Regions from separate parts of the Homo sapiens genome. Here region 2 is linked to region 1. Evidence: chromatin contacts called from ENCODE Hi-C or POLR2A ChIA-PET data. All regions are on one chromosome and are shown on one strand. Each heading gives the region's core, a stretch centred on a gene start or an enhancer-like site at or near the end of the contact. The rest is flanking DNA. Distances are from core to core; before and after follow the strand shown.

Evidence for each region. Hi-C counts contacts between places; a loop is a spot of excess contacts on that map. ChIA-PET counts read pairs that join two places held with the same protein, here RNA polymerase II (POLR2A). Pooled maps may share reads with other maps.
Region 2: a loop to region 1 is called in a map of ascending aorta, with 2.5 times the contacts of the local background. The contact joins the promoter of VASP here to the promoter of MARK4 in region 1. A Hi-C loop is called at or near these places in 1 of 168 maps with a recorded cell type or tissue (ascending aorta) and 5 of 50 pooled maps. POLR2A ChIA-PET finds 5 or more read pairs at or near these places in 1 of 52 experiments (GM12878).

Annotation. Positions count from the first base shown.
Region 1 is chr19:45,246,167-45,253,401 of GRCh38, forward strand. It overlaps MARK4 (microtubule affinity regulating kinase 4), which reads left to right and starts at 5,105. Exons shown (of 17, transcript NM_001199867.2): 1 at 5,105-5,473. The coding sequence starts at 5,423. RefSeq lists silencers at 4,780-5,159, 5,390-5,539 and an enhancer at 6,013-6,569.
Region 2 is chr19:45,506,209-45,512,814 of GRCh38, forward strand. VASP (vasodilator stimulated phosphoprotein) reads left to right here and starts at 1,271. Exons shown (of 13, transcript NM_003370.4): 1 at 1,271-1,568. The coding sequence starts at 1,564. It overlaps LOC107985314 (a long non-coding RNA gene), which reads right to left and starts at 1,166. Exons shown (of 2, transcript XR_007067269.1): 1 at 477-1,166. RefSeq lists silencers at 332-581, 612-741, 1,422-1,601, 2,196-2,395, 3,206-3,335 and enhancers at 936-1,720, 1,002-1,271.

The sequences.
Region 1 (7,235 bases), core at 3,855-6,354:
CCATGCCCAGCTAATTTTTGTATTTTTTGTAGAGACACGGGTCTCATTAGGTTCTCCAGGCTGGTCTCAAACTCCTGGCCTCAAGCCATCCTCCTGCCTCGGCTTCCCAAAGTGCTGGGATTACAGGCGTAAGCCACTGTGCCCAGCCTGTCAATTTCTTTATTGCACCTTCTACAATCTGAAATTATCAGATGCAACTGGATTCCTTGCAGATAAACTCAGCAAAGCTCACTTTGTTGATCCTGTTCATCTTTATAAGCCTAGCTGCGTGCCTGGCCCTCAGTAGTCAAGATTTAAATGAATTTAAATGAAGCTGAGGGTTGGAGGTGGGTTTGGAGATGGACTTCCTGCTAGAGTTGGGATGCCAAGTGAAGTGAGGGCTGGGGCTGGAGCTGGTGCTGGGTGGGGTTGGGTATGAGAGTCAGGGTTACTTTAAAAGGCTAGGGCCATGTGTGGTGGCTCATGCCTGTAATTCCAGCACTTTGGGAGCCAAGGCAGGGGGATTGCTTGAGCCCAGGAGATCAAGACCAGCCTGATAATATAGCAAGACCCCGTCTCTACAAAAAAAAAAATTTTTTTAATTAGCCAAGTGTGGTGGCACGCTGTAGTCCTAGTTACTAAGGGAGCTGAAGTGGGAGGATCACTTGATCCTGGGAGGTGGAGGCTGCAGTGAGCCATGATCTCGCCACTGCGCTCCAGCCTGGGTGACAGAGAGAGACCCTGTCTCAAAAATTAAGAAAAAAAAAATTTTTTTTAAATAAATAAAACTGGGCTGGTTGCAGTGGCTTATGCCTATAATCCCAGCACTTTGGGAGGCCAAGGTGGGTGGATCGCTTGAGGTCAGAAGTTTGAGACCAGCCTGGCCAAACTGATGAAACCCTGCCTCTACTAAAAACACAAAAATTAGCCAGGTGTGGTGGTGCATACCTGTAATCCCAGCTACTCGGGAGGCTGAGACGGAAGAAATCGATTGAACCCAGGAGGCAGAGGTTGCGGTGAGCCGAGATTGTGCCACTGCACTCTCCGGCCTGTGAGACAGAGTGAGACTCCATCTCAAATAAACAAACAAACAAATAAATAAATAAGATAAACTGTGTTCAAGTGCTCAGGCACAGCCTGAGGGGGATGCGTGATCACTGGCCTAGGCAAAGTCCAGGCTGGGATCAGGGTTGGGGTCAACATTAGGATCGGGGGCTGGGCTTAGGGATCACAGCTCCCTCCTGGATCCAAGGGTTAAGATTCAAAGGTCTGAATGCCCCAGTTGAAGGAATGAATTCACCAGACATAGGTTGTGGAGGAAGGGCTAGCTGGATGACCAGGTCGGGAGGCAGAGGAACAGGCCTTGCCCCCCAGCTCGGCCTCTGCACCGCGGACCCATGGTCAGCAGTGGCCCATCATGTACTGGGATCGTGCAGGATTTCCACCCCGCCTTATTTATTTATTTATTTATTTATTTATTTAGAGACGGAGTCTTGCTCTGTCGCCAGGCTGGAGTGCAGTGGCGTGATCTCTGCTCACTGCAACCTCCGCCTCCTGGGTTCAAGCAATTCTTCTGCCTCAGCCTCCCGAGTAGCTGGGACGCAGGCGCTTGCCACCTGCAAGCGCCCGGCTAATTTTTTGTATTTTTTTTAGTAGAGACAGGTTTTCACTGTGTTAGCCAGGATGATCTCGATCTCCTGACCTCGTGATCTGCCCGCCTCGGCCTCCCAAAGGGCTGGGATTACAGGCGTGAGCCACCGTGCCCGTCCCCCTCCTTTTTAAAAATTATTTTTTTTATTTTGATTTAGAGACAGGGTCTCACTATGTTGCCCAGGCTGGTCTCGAACTCCTGGGCTCAAGTGATCCTCCCGTTCTGGCCTCCCAAAGTACGGGGATTACAGGTGTGAGTCACCGCGTCCAGCCCCCTTTTTAAATTTTATTATTATTTTTTATTGAAATACAATTCACATACATAAGAGTCACCCTTTTCAAACAGAGTCCGGTAGGTTTTAGTATATTCACAAGGTTGCAGCAAGCGTCACCACTATTTAATTCCAGAACATTCTCATCACCCCAAAAAGAAACCTGGTACCCATCAGCAGTCATTTCTCATTCCCCAGCCTCCAACCCCTGGCAACCATTAATCTACTTTCTGTCTATGGATTTGCCAATTCTGAATATTTCATATGAATGGAAGCATACAGTAAGTGGTCTTTTGCGTCTGACTTCTTTCGCTAAACATGCTGTTTTCTTTTTTTCTTTTTTGAGACGGATTCTCACTCTGCCGCCCAGGCTGGAGTGCAGTGGCGCGATCTCAGCTCACTGCCAGCTCCGCTTCCCGGGTTCACGCCATTCTCCTGCCTCAGCCTCCTGAGTAGCTGGGACTACAGGCGCCCGCCACCGCGCCCGGCTAATTTTTTGTATTTTTAGTAGAGACGGGGTTTCACCGTGGTCTCGATCTCCTGACCTCGTGATCCGCCCGCCTCGGCCTCCCAAAGTGCTGGGATTACAGGCGTGAGCCACCGCGCCCGGCCACATGCTGTTTTCAAGGTTCATCCACTTTGCAGCCTCCCTCTCTGTAAGCCTCGGTCCCCCCACATCTGGGAAATGGGGTGGGGACGCTGTTGGGGAAGGGAGGGCAGGGGTGGACCCTGGAGTGTGTGGGGCGCGTGTAGGGAGGTGATCGGCTGCCCCCGTGTGGTGCACGGTAGAACTGCAGCTCTCAGCGCCAATGCAGGGAACGGGTTGGGGGCGCTCAGCCCCTCTAGCCTACCCCCAAGACCCCCACTTTCACCCTGCGGCGTCCCTGGGATCACAGTACGTCTAGAACACTACCCCGGAACTCCACCCTCTCTGCCACTGTCCCTGAGGCTCCTCGGGCCATATTTGCCAAATAGTAATAATAATGTCCCCACATATGAATTTTGAATCTGGTCCCCTGTGAAGCACTTTACTCAAAGATTCTCATTTATTTGTTAGCAGTAACATTAAAATAACAAATAAATATAAACAAATTGACAAATAAAAATAGTAGCAGCCTGAGGTTGCTGCTATTATTTTTCGGAGACAGGAAACCACAGTGGTTGAGAGAGGGTCCAAGTTCTGGAACTTGGGAGCACTTGGATTCAAATTGTAGCCCTGCCACTAATTTGCCGTGTGACCTTCAGCGTGTGACGTTTCTCCCTTCCTTGGGCCTCTGTTTCCTCATCTGCAAATGGGATTGATAAAGATGCTCCCTACCTCTTGGGGTGGCAGAAAGGAGAAACTGCTCAGAGCCTGGCACAAGGGCAACTGCCATGAGTCTGTGTTGCTCATAGTATCAAGCAGTGCTGTGCTTTCACAACCAGCTTTTGGCTGAGTGCAGGGTAGTCCCAGCACTTTAGGAGGCCGAAGTGGGAGGATCGCCTGAGCCTGAGAGTTGGAGATCAGCCTGGGCAATATGGCTACAAAAAATTAGCTGGGCGTGGTGGTGCACACCTGTAGTCCCAGTGACTTGGTGGGGCTGAGCTGGGAGGATTGCTTGAGCCGGGGATGTCCAGGCTGCGGTGAGCCATAATCGTGCCACTGCACTCTAGCCTGGGTAATGCAGTGAGACCCTGTCTCAAAAACAAAACAAAGCAAAGCAAAACAAAACACCCCCAGCTCTCTGCAGGTGGGGGTGTGGAGCCTTAATTTGTAGCATTTGCCAATTTCCATGGTGTAAATATTCCCACCATGGCTAATTTCAAGCTACCAAGGTGATATCACATGGCATTTTTGCCCCCCATTATATAGTAATTTTACTGTGCAGCTACAATAGACGTAGGTAACCTCAAGATCACAGATAATGGCAAATGTAGTAAGATAACTAGGACGTGATGAGTATGTATTACTTGTACCTTTAATGTAATTTAATTGTATGTTTGCATAATTTAATTTTTAATAATGGCTGTGTTTAACAACCAGTTCCAAAATTCCTGAGACATAACAATCAGCTCGCTCCAGCCAGATCCAGCACACTGCTGTTTTAGAAGGGGAAACTGAGGCTCAGGAAAATAAGCCTCAGATAGAAGAAGGCAGGGCACAGACCCCTTCCCAAAACCATGTGACTCCCAGGCCAAGACTATGTAATGCCTGTCTTTCTTTCATCCCACCCTGGTCCACAGAGCATGGATGGTCCCCACAGCGCTGTGTGGCCTCCGAGAGGCTCTTGTCCTCTCTGGTCTCAGCCTGCCCGCATGGGGAGTGGCTGTGCCCTGCAGGCGAATACCTGCACAGGGTTCCTTCGCACCTGCCAGTGAGCAACACACGGATTCTTCCTTTCACTTTACAAACTGGGAAAGTGAAGCCCAGAAAGGGCAAGTGCTTGCCCCGGGTCATACAGGTGGACAGAGAGGGTCCCCACACCCCAGCTGGGGTGCAAAGGAGTGGATGCTGCAGCCCCAACCTGCGGGTCTGGATCTATGTGGCTGAGTGGAGGCAGCCTGACTAGGGAGGTCACTGAGCCCTCAGCAGTGGCCAAGCCCCGCACACCATCCCCTTCACCCACCCCACCCTTAGGCCTCCGAGGGGAGAGCTTCCCCCGCTCCCCCCCGCCAACTGGGGAGAGAATGGGCCAGGGGGAGGGACAATGTGGGCAGCGCCTCTGGGGTCTTCTCTGGCTCAGTCCCTTTATCTCTATCTCTTCACAGATCTCTGCGTCTCTGTATCTCTTTGTCTCTCCCTGTGTGTGTGTGGGGTCTCTCTCAGTCTTTGTCCCTCTGCGTCTCTGGGTCTCTCTGTCTCTGTCTCCCTGCGTCTCTCTCTCTCTGTCATCTGGCTCTTCCTTCATCTCCTTGCGCCTCTCCACCCTTTTGTAACTCGTCTCTCTCTCTTCGTGTCTCTCTATCTCTACGTCTCTCGATCTCTCTCTCTGCGTCTCTGGCGCTCTGCCCCGGCCTCTCTCTCCCCTTCTCTCCTCTCCAGTGCGCCTCTCGTCTCGGGCGAGAACACGCTCCCCGCCGGCGTGCCCAGACCCGCCTCCGCCCCCGGAGCCCCCGGAGCCCCCGGCGCCCCGACCAGCCCGGGCCTGCGCCTTTAAGGGCCGGCGGCGGGGGGCGGGGTCCCGGCGCCCCGCCCTGCCCGCCCCTCCCCCTGACGTCCCTTCCTCCCTCCCCAGCCCCTCCACCGCCTCCCTCCGCCGCCGCTTGGGCCGGCTCCGCGCCCCCTCCGCGGCCCCCGCCCGCCCGCCTGCCCGCCGCCCCCATGGCGCCCGGGGTCCCCGCTGCACGGGGCCACTAGGACCCTCGGCGTCCCTTCCCCTCCCCCGCCCTGCCCCCTCTCCCGCCGCGCGGACCCGGGCGTTCTCGGCGCCCAGCTTTTGAGCTCGCGTCCCCAGGCCGGCGGGGGGGGAGGGGAAGAGAGGGGACCCTGGGACCCCCGCCCCCCCCACCCGGCCGCCCCTGCCCCCCGGGACCCGGAGAAGATGTCTTCGCGGACGGTGCTGGCCCCGGGCAACGATCGGAACTCGGACACGGTGAGTGGGGCCCGGCCCCTTGGGGAGCCCTGGCTGGGTCCAGCCGCCAAACCCTTCTCCCCGTTGTACCCCTCGCCCCGCGAGCCCCTACCCTCGTTTCCTGGGCCCGACCCGGCTCGTCACCTCTCGACCCCTCCCGGACTTCCAGGCCTCTCCACCCTCCCCACCTTTTCCAGCCCAGCCCGACCCCTGGGGGCGCCCCTCTCTCGGGACCCCTCTCTTGTCCCCGTGCAGACCGCTTCCGCTCGGGTCTGTTCCCTCCAGGAAGCCCCTTCCCCTGCTTCCAGGAGCCCCTCCCTTCTCTTGCCTGTGCTAAGCCGTTTCCCCTCCAGGCCGTCCGCGTCCGACACCTCGCCCCCTCCCGGATTTGCAGGGCCCCTGACCCCCCAAGGCCCGGCCCTGGCACTCTCAGCAGGGCCTGGCCCAGTCCTGCCTCTGGCTCCGGCCTTCCCTGTCTGGGGCTGGGTGCCGGCTCCCCAGGAGCCCCCCTCCTCTTATTCCCAGCCCTCTGCCCCTCCAGGACGCACCCAGGGCGCCTGTGGGCAGCCCCTGGCAGGAAGCTGGTTTCCACCTCTCCTGGGCCCCGGCCCTTTTCTGGCTTCTTCAAGGTCTCTCCCGTCCCAGGCCTGGTCCCCATCTTCCAAGCAGCCCTGTCCCTAGATCCCAGCACCCCGGGGCCCCCAGATGCCACCTGGACCCTTTCTGGTCTCTTCCTCTCCCAGGAAGCCTTGGCCTCCAACTTCTAGGCCCTCACCTCACCCAGGCTGGTATTTCTAGGCCCTGGACCAGTCTGACTCCAGGCCTCATCCGCCCTCTATCAACTTCTCAGCTTCAGGCAGCCCCTTCCCCAACCCCCAACCTCTGGACCCCCTGCTAGGCCAAACTCAGACCCCTTCCCCACAAACCACCGTCCTTTCTCCTGCCCCAGGGCCTCCCCCTTCCTTGCTGGGAGTCTGGCCTTCCAAGGAAGCCCCCTCCTCAGCTTCAGAGGCCTTCCTCAGCTACAGGGCCTGGCCCCAGATCCTTCTTCCAGAAAACTCCTGGACCTGAAGCCTCTCGTCTTGCCCTGGTTTCAAGCCCTTTTCCCTTGGGTCAATCTGCTGGAAGCTTTCTCCCCAAATTTCTAGACCCCTTGACCTTCCCCAGGGCTCAGCCTTTATTCATCTGGGCTGCTCCTTGCCCAAGAAGTTCCTACCCCATACTTCCAGGCCCCCCAGACCCTTCTCTGGTTTCAAGGACTTCTCCTAGAAGCCCCCTTCTCTGATTCCTAGGAGCTTCCCCAAGACCCAGGGATTCCTGGCCTCTGACTTCCACTGCCCCCATGGCTTTGTCACTTTCCACCATTCCCAGGCGCCCCCTGCCCCTACACTGCTTCCCAGAGAGGCCCCTCCCCATCTCCTGTGTCTCTGATCACTGATCACTTCCAAAGACCTGCCCACCACCCAATCCTAGACTTCTCCCCACCTGGGATCTTTGTGGCTTTCTCCAAATCCTTCTGCCAGGTCCCTGTTCCCCTTCCCCCTGTTTCCCTCACCTCCGACAGACCCCCCCACACACACACACCATCAGAGAGATTTATATCTGTCCCTTCCTCATCTTGCAGATCCCTCCCTCACAGAGACCACCCCGCATCATCACTATGGGCCAGAACTCCAATTTGGAGTCTAATGAAATGCCTACCACCTCTGTTCCTTGGTCACTACAATCTACAGTGAGGTGCCAGGGGCTCCACAGTCCTGGGTTCCAATGCTGACATGGCCAG
Region 2 (6,606 bases), core at 21-2,520, 260 kb after region 1:
AGTGGGGTGGAGAAGGGGAGGGGAATTAATGTCAAAGCTTGGCCTGGAAGGATGACGTGCTCCCCAGGTAAAGGAGGTCAGGACAACATCAACATCCGGACATGGGACTCGGCTTGGACATACGCTGGAAAAGTGGATTCTCTCACATAGTCAGCTGGCCCTGAGAATTGTTGGTTTTACACTCAGACCTTGGTGGCTTTCCGGGTTCTGGGGGCTCAGGCAAGAGGGCCATAGGCCAGATTCATTCCCTGTCTCCAGGCCTCAGTTTACCCGTGTGTAAATGTGGAACTAACTGATTTCCCAGGGCTCGGGCGCCTCACCCGGGCCAGGTGGCGCTCTACCCAAGGGGCGCGACCAAATCAGTGACGTCACTCGGGGCGGGGCCGGCAAGACACGCTGCGGAAGCCTCAGAGGGTGTCTGGGCTCAGCCCGGAGCCGGCGTGTGGGGGCGGGGGCTCCCGGGAGGGTCTCCTCACCTCCGGGCCCTCCTGAGGGCTGGGATGATCCTGCTGTCCTCCGCAGGCGAAACTGAGTCAGAGCGGGGCGTGCGTGGGCCGGAGGCTTTACACACCAAAGAAGCCGGCGCCTCCTGCCCACCCCGGGCGAATGCCGGGCCCCCCACTCCCGCACTCCTCGCCAGTCCCCACCTCCACCCCACCCCACCCCCGACCCTGCGGCTGTGAGTCAGCGACCGACCGCGCCCCCTTGGCCCACTTCCTCCTCACCTTCCCGGGGCGGGCGGGGTGGGGTGAGAGGGGTTGGGCCCTACTCCCCCGACTTCCACTCCCGTGCGGGTGGGGGTCTCGCCCCCTTAGTAACCTCTCCGAAATTGACAGAAGAGAAACGCTGGGGAGGGGCGGTGTTCCGAAGATGGGATTTCAGGGAGAAAATCTGAGACCACTTGCTTAACTTGAGGGTCCTCCTCGACCCCCAAAATTGAGCGGAGTACGAGATGGAGAAGTCGATGGGGAAAGAAATCGCGCCCCTTCCGAGACCCTCCTCAGAATTCCCACAGTGGGAGCGAACTAGGAAGCAAGGGAGGTCCCCTTCCCCTTCACCAACTTGCCCCTCAGGTGGGGGTGATTCCCAGGGTGCACCCCTGGGCTACAACATTGGGGAGAGGAGCGAGATCGCGGAAGCCGAGGGTGCAGAGTTGCCCTTTTAAGCGCCCTCCACCCCCTCGCCTGGAGGCGCACGCGGCCCCTTTAAGGCGCGGGGCATTGTGGGTGCGGGGAGTGGAATTTTGGAACGAAATGTAACGAAGAGAAGTACAGTAGTAAGAGTAACACTGTAGCCGCCACCGGCAAGGGGTGCGCGCTGGGGAGCGGACGCTGCATCCCCTTTCTGCTGCAGGAACCTCTCATCAGACCGCCTGAGGGAAGCGGCGCCCGGAGACCCGCCCCGGCCCGGTCCACATTCTCCCCAGGAAGCCGGACTCTATGGGGCGGGACCCTGGGGGAGCCTGAGCCGAGCCCGGAGCCAGCCCCGAACCCCTGAACCTCCAGCCAGGGGCGCCCCGGGAGCAGCCAGCCCGTGGGCGAGCCGCCCGCCCGCCGAGCAGCCATGAGGTGAGCCGGACCTGCCCCCCGACCCGTCCCCGCCCGGGCGGGCTCCGCGCCCCGCCTTTGTCCCCCTCCCCCCCAGCTAGCTCCGGGCTGGAATTTGGGGACAGATCCTTGGGAGCCTCGGATTTGAGCTGAATCCCCTTGGACGCGCCCCAGAACCGTCGATCACTTCTCCACGACTGACTCCCCAAGCTCGGGGGGTGGTGGCGGTGAGGTTCTCCTGGGAGCCCTCAAGATTTGGGGGCGCTCGGAGGACTCCCGAATTGTTAAGACTTTTTTTAGAGGACCTCAAAGTTGGCAGCGACTCCCCGCAGGGATGCCAGGATTGAGGCAGGGCTCAGACTCTCCTCCCCCTCCCCCCAGACTTCAGCTCGAGGTCCGGGAAGGATTGTGGGGGACCGATTTGGGATACCCTGGGACTTGGAAGAGAGACTGAGACTCAGACCCTGGGTGTGCAGGTCCCCCGTTTACTTGGTGCTGGAAAAAGTCTCCCCAAGTGGGACCGCGCTCCATAACTTCGGGGGTACTTCTTAATCCCCTGGATTTTGGGGGTCACTTAGGTCTTCCTGTGGAGGAGGCTGGTGTGAACCGATCCAGGGACCTGGACGCAGCCTCCAGAGTCTGGTGGGACCCCCCCCTTCCCCGTCGCTCCGCACACAATCTGCTTAACTGGCCGTGCCTAGGACCGAGCGGGCGCTCGGAGCAGAGGGCGGCTCCCCGCCTCCGGCCATAAGGGCGGCCCGGCTCCCCCACCTGCGCGGCCCTGGAGAGGGAGGGGGCGCGGCAGCTGGGGGAAGGGGGCCTTTGTCTTCCTGACTCACCTGTCGAGACAGCTGGTGTGGGGGGCGGGCACCAAGCGCTGTAGGCCGGCTGCCTTCCCCACCACGGCCCCTCCCCCTTTGCTCACCGTCCCCCTATCCACCCGGAGCCTTGGGGTTGGAGGAGGGGGAGCTGGAAAGCTTCAAGGTCATAGCCCTCTTCCCTAGGGACCCAGGCTTCCCAGATAATTCCAGCTATCTTCCCAGGAATTTAATCCTGGGGGTGGCGGCCCAAGGGACCCAGGGATTTGGTCTGGCCGGGGCCTCCCCCGAACTCCTGGGCTCACCTGAGGGCGGGGCCAGTGTGGGCAGGGGGGCCCAACCATCCCCCCTATTCTTCCCTCCCCTGGCCCCCCATAATCTCTCCCATGGGGCCAGAGCCTGACAATACTATCTCCCTTCCTCTACTCTCTCTGGGACTTCCTGCCCCAAAGCCCCCAGCCTGAGCAGGGAGGCCCCTGGGGACGGTTGGGGATTAACCCCGTGGTGCCCACATCCCCCGCATTTCCTGAACCCCTGCCCTTTGACATCGGAGTGGCGTGGCATTCCTTTTTATGACCACTAGAGAATCCCCCTCCCGCGTTTGTTCCTTCTGATGTGAAAGGCATGGCTGGAAAATTTGGAGCAAGGAGGACACCCACAGATACCCTCAAGACTTCCTGCCTATCCGCTCCCCATTATAGCAACATCCCTTCCAAGTCCGCCCTGGAGAGGGGTCAGTTTAGGGAGCGTCGCTCTCTTCCTTCGCCCTCTTCCTCCGGGACTCTTCTCTCCCCTTGCCCCCCAGCCCCGCCCCTCCACCCCCCCTCGCGTTTCCGGTCCCAGGCTCGGTGGAAGGCGGATGGCGGATGTCCGAGTTAGTGCTGCCTCACTCACTGCAACCGTAAAAGGGCAGGAGCGGTGTCTGGGCCGGCCCCCTGTCCTCCCCACCACCACCACCACCACCAGCACCAGCCCTGGAAGCCCTGGCCCTCCCACAAGGCCCACCTCTTGCTGTGGTGGTGGCCAAGCATCCCGTCTTGTGGGGGTGCTGGGGTGGGGTGCGGTGCAGAAATGACCAGATGCCTGTCCCACCAAAAGGCCACTCCCACCTTTCCAGGGGGTCTCCCCTGCAGGTGGTCACACCCGACTTCCTGGGCTGTGCCTCTTCTCCAAGGACAGCCAGAATTCAAAACCCATGCCCCTATTACCCAGCTGGGGAAACTGAGGCTCAAAGAGAAAAAGACATGGCCAAGATCCCTCAGAAATTCCTAGGCAACGTTGGAGGGGTGGAGGAGCCTAGGATCCTCTGATTTCTGGCTGGTTTGGCTGGGGACAGTCCTGGGGGCAGTTGGAAGAGAGGATGTTAAGATGGAAAATTACAAGATATAGTTCTTTTTCTCCCAGTTTGACAAATATTTGTTGAGTGTTGGCTGTGTCCGGGACTGGAGCTGGGGTGCTGGGAAGACAGAGAAGCGAGGCAGAGGTCTAGAATCTCAGGGCAGAAGGGACTTGGGGAGAACTGGGGTCCATTTCTTTCTTCTTCCAATAATAGCTATTTTTATTTTTAAAAAATAAGAGACCATTTGATCAAGCATCTATTTTATGTGGGGCATTTTTGTGCCTGACAGCAATTCTGGCTGGTTTTTTTGTTGGTTTGTTTGTTTGTTTTGAGACGGAAATTTTGCTCTTGTTGCCCAGGCTGTTGTGAAATGGCATGATCTCGGCTCACTGCAACCTCCGTCTCCTGGGTTCAAGCGATTCTCCTCCTCAACCTTCCGAGTAGCTGGGACTACAGGTGCCTGCCACCATGCCCGGCTAATTTTTATATTTTTAGTAGAGATAGGGTTTCACCGTGATGGCCAGGCTGGTCTCGAACTCTTAACCTCAGGTGATCCACCCGCCTCGACCTCCTAAAGTGTTATTATTACAGACGTCAGCCACCACACCTGGCCCCTCATGGCAGTTCGAACAATGATACTATTACAACCTTGTGGCCTCCCCACCCCGGTACTCAGTTTATAGATGGGGAAACTGAGGCACAGGAAAGTTAGGCAAGGTGCCTATTAAACTCAAACAGGGCCAGGCGCCGGGGCTCATGCCTGTAATCCTAACACTTTGGGAGGCCAAGGCAGAAGGATCGCTTGAGCCCAGGAGTTTGAGAACAGCCTGGGCAATATGGTGTAACCCCGTCTCTACAAAATATACAAAAATTAGCTGGGTGTGGTGGCATGCGCCTGTAGTTCCAGCTACTCTGGAGGCTGAGGCGAGAGGATCGTTTGAGCTGGGGAGGTTGAGGCCGCAATGAGTCATATTCTTGCCACTGCACTCCAGCCTGGGTGACAAAGTGAGACCCTGTCTCAAAAAAAAAAAAAAAATAGAGATAACATGCTTTCCGTGTTCTTAATGAAGAAAAAGAAAAAAAAAAAGGAACGTGCTTTCACTGTGAAAACTCTTAAGATAATTCAGATAAGCCAAATGAAACCGAAGCTGCAACATTTATCTTCCTATTCACTTATGGGAAACTGAGGCCCACCAGGAGGAAGGGACTAGAGTAGCCCCATCCCCGACAAAAGAAGATTTGTCGTTTGGAAGGGTGGTGTATATGTATCATAGGTTTTATGGTATAAGGAGGGTATGGGCTAAGTCTTGGGTTCAGGGGACAGTGAAGGGAAGGGTAAGACTGCAAGTTTTGTGAAAACCGGATTCACCATGCTTGATTACCTCTGGTGATGGGAAGCTCTCTCCTTCATGTGGAGCGTGTACCAAGTTACAGTTCCTGCGTTTAGGGCTTTTTGTCCATTATCTCTTTTAATCCTTACAATGAACCCAGTGAGTTATTGTTTCCAGGGCTGGAAACTGAGTTTCAGAGAGGCAAAGCCACACAACAAGGAGGCAACTTGAACCGTCTTTTCATCCGCCATGTGCTAGAGTTTTCCAAAATGTGGGGACTTGCAGGGAGGAGTGGGTCCTGGGCTGGCTGGAAAATTAAAGTGTTCTCATGTCCAATGGAGGGTTCTAGACTTCGGGAAAACACACTGGAAATGGGCAGAACTCCTTTCCATCTCACAGCCCCCGCACCCCCGTTTTATGGCTATGGGATTTTCGTTCTGGCTTTTGTGTAGTTTACAGTTTTATTTATTGAACTTAAGTAGTGAGTTAGGTTTTTATAGGTAATTTCAACCCATGATAAGAAAACAAATAATAAGCAGTTTGAAATACTTACTGAAATTATTGAAATGGTGGCTGGGCCTGGTGGCTTATGCCTGTAATCCCAGCACTTTGGGAGGTCGAGGCAGGCAGATCACCTGAGGTCAGGAGTTTGAGGCCAGCCTGGCCAATGTGGCAAACGCCCAAACCCCATCTCTACTGAAAATAGAAACATTAGCCTGGCGTGGTGGCACACGTTTGTAATCCCGGACACTCAGAAGGCTGAGGCAGGAGAATCGCTTGAACTCGGGAAGTGGAGGCTGGGAGGCTGAGGCAGGAGAATTGCTTGAACCTGGGAGGTGGAGGCTGCAGTAAGCTGAGATTACACCACTGCCAGCCTGGGTGCAGAGTGAGAGACTCTGTCTCAAAAGATAAATGGTACAAAATATTTGTTTCTTCCCTCCCCAGTTCCTGAGTTCCCCTCAATGGAGGCAGCCACAGTTAGTGTCTTGGGAAACAGTCTCTGCATATATCACCACTCTGAGTGCAGATATATTTATATATGCTCCTCACTGTTTTTTTTTTTGAGATGGAGTCTTGCTCTGTCGCCCAGGCTGGAGTGCAGTGGCGCGATCTCAGCTCACTGCAACCTCCACCTCCCAGGTTCAAGCAATTCTCCTGCCTCACCTCCTGAGTAGCTGGAATTACAGGCACGCGCCACCACGCCCAGCAAATTTTTCTATTTTTAGTAGAGACAGGGTTTCACCATGTTGGTCAGGCTGGTCTCAAACTCCTGACATCAAGAGGTCCGCCTGCTTCGGCCTCCCAAAGTGCTGGGATTACAGGCTTGAGCCACTGCGCCTAGCCTACCTTTTTTGTTTGTTTGTTTTTGTTTTTGAGACGGAGTCTTGCTCTGTCCCCCAGGCTGGGGTGCAGTGGCGTGATCTTGGCTCACTGCAACCTCCGCCTCCTGGGTTCACGTGATTCTCCTGCCTCAGCCTCCCAAGTAGCTGGGATTACAGGCGCCCGCCACCACGCCTGGCTAATTTTTTGTATTTTTAGTAGAGACGGGGTTTCGCTATGTTGCCCAGACT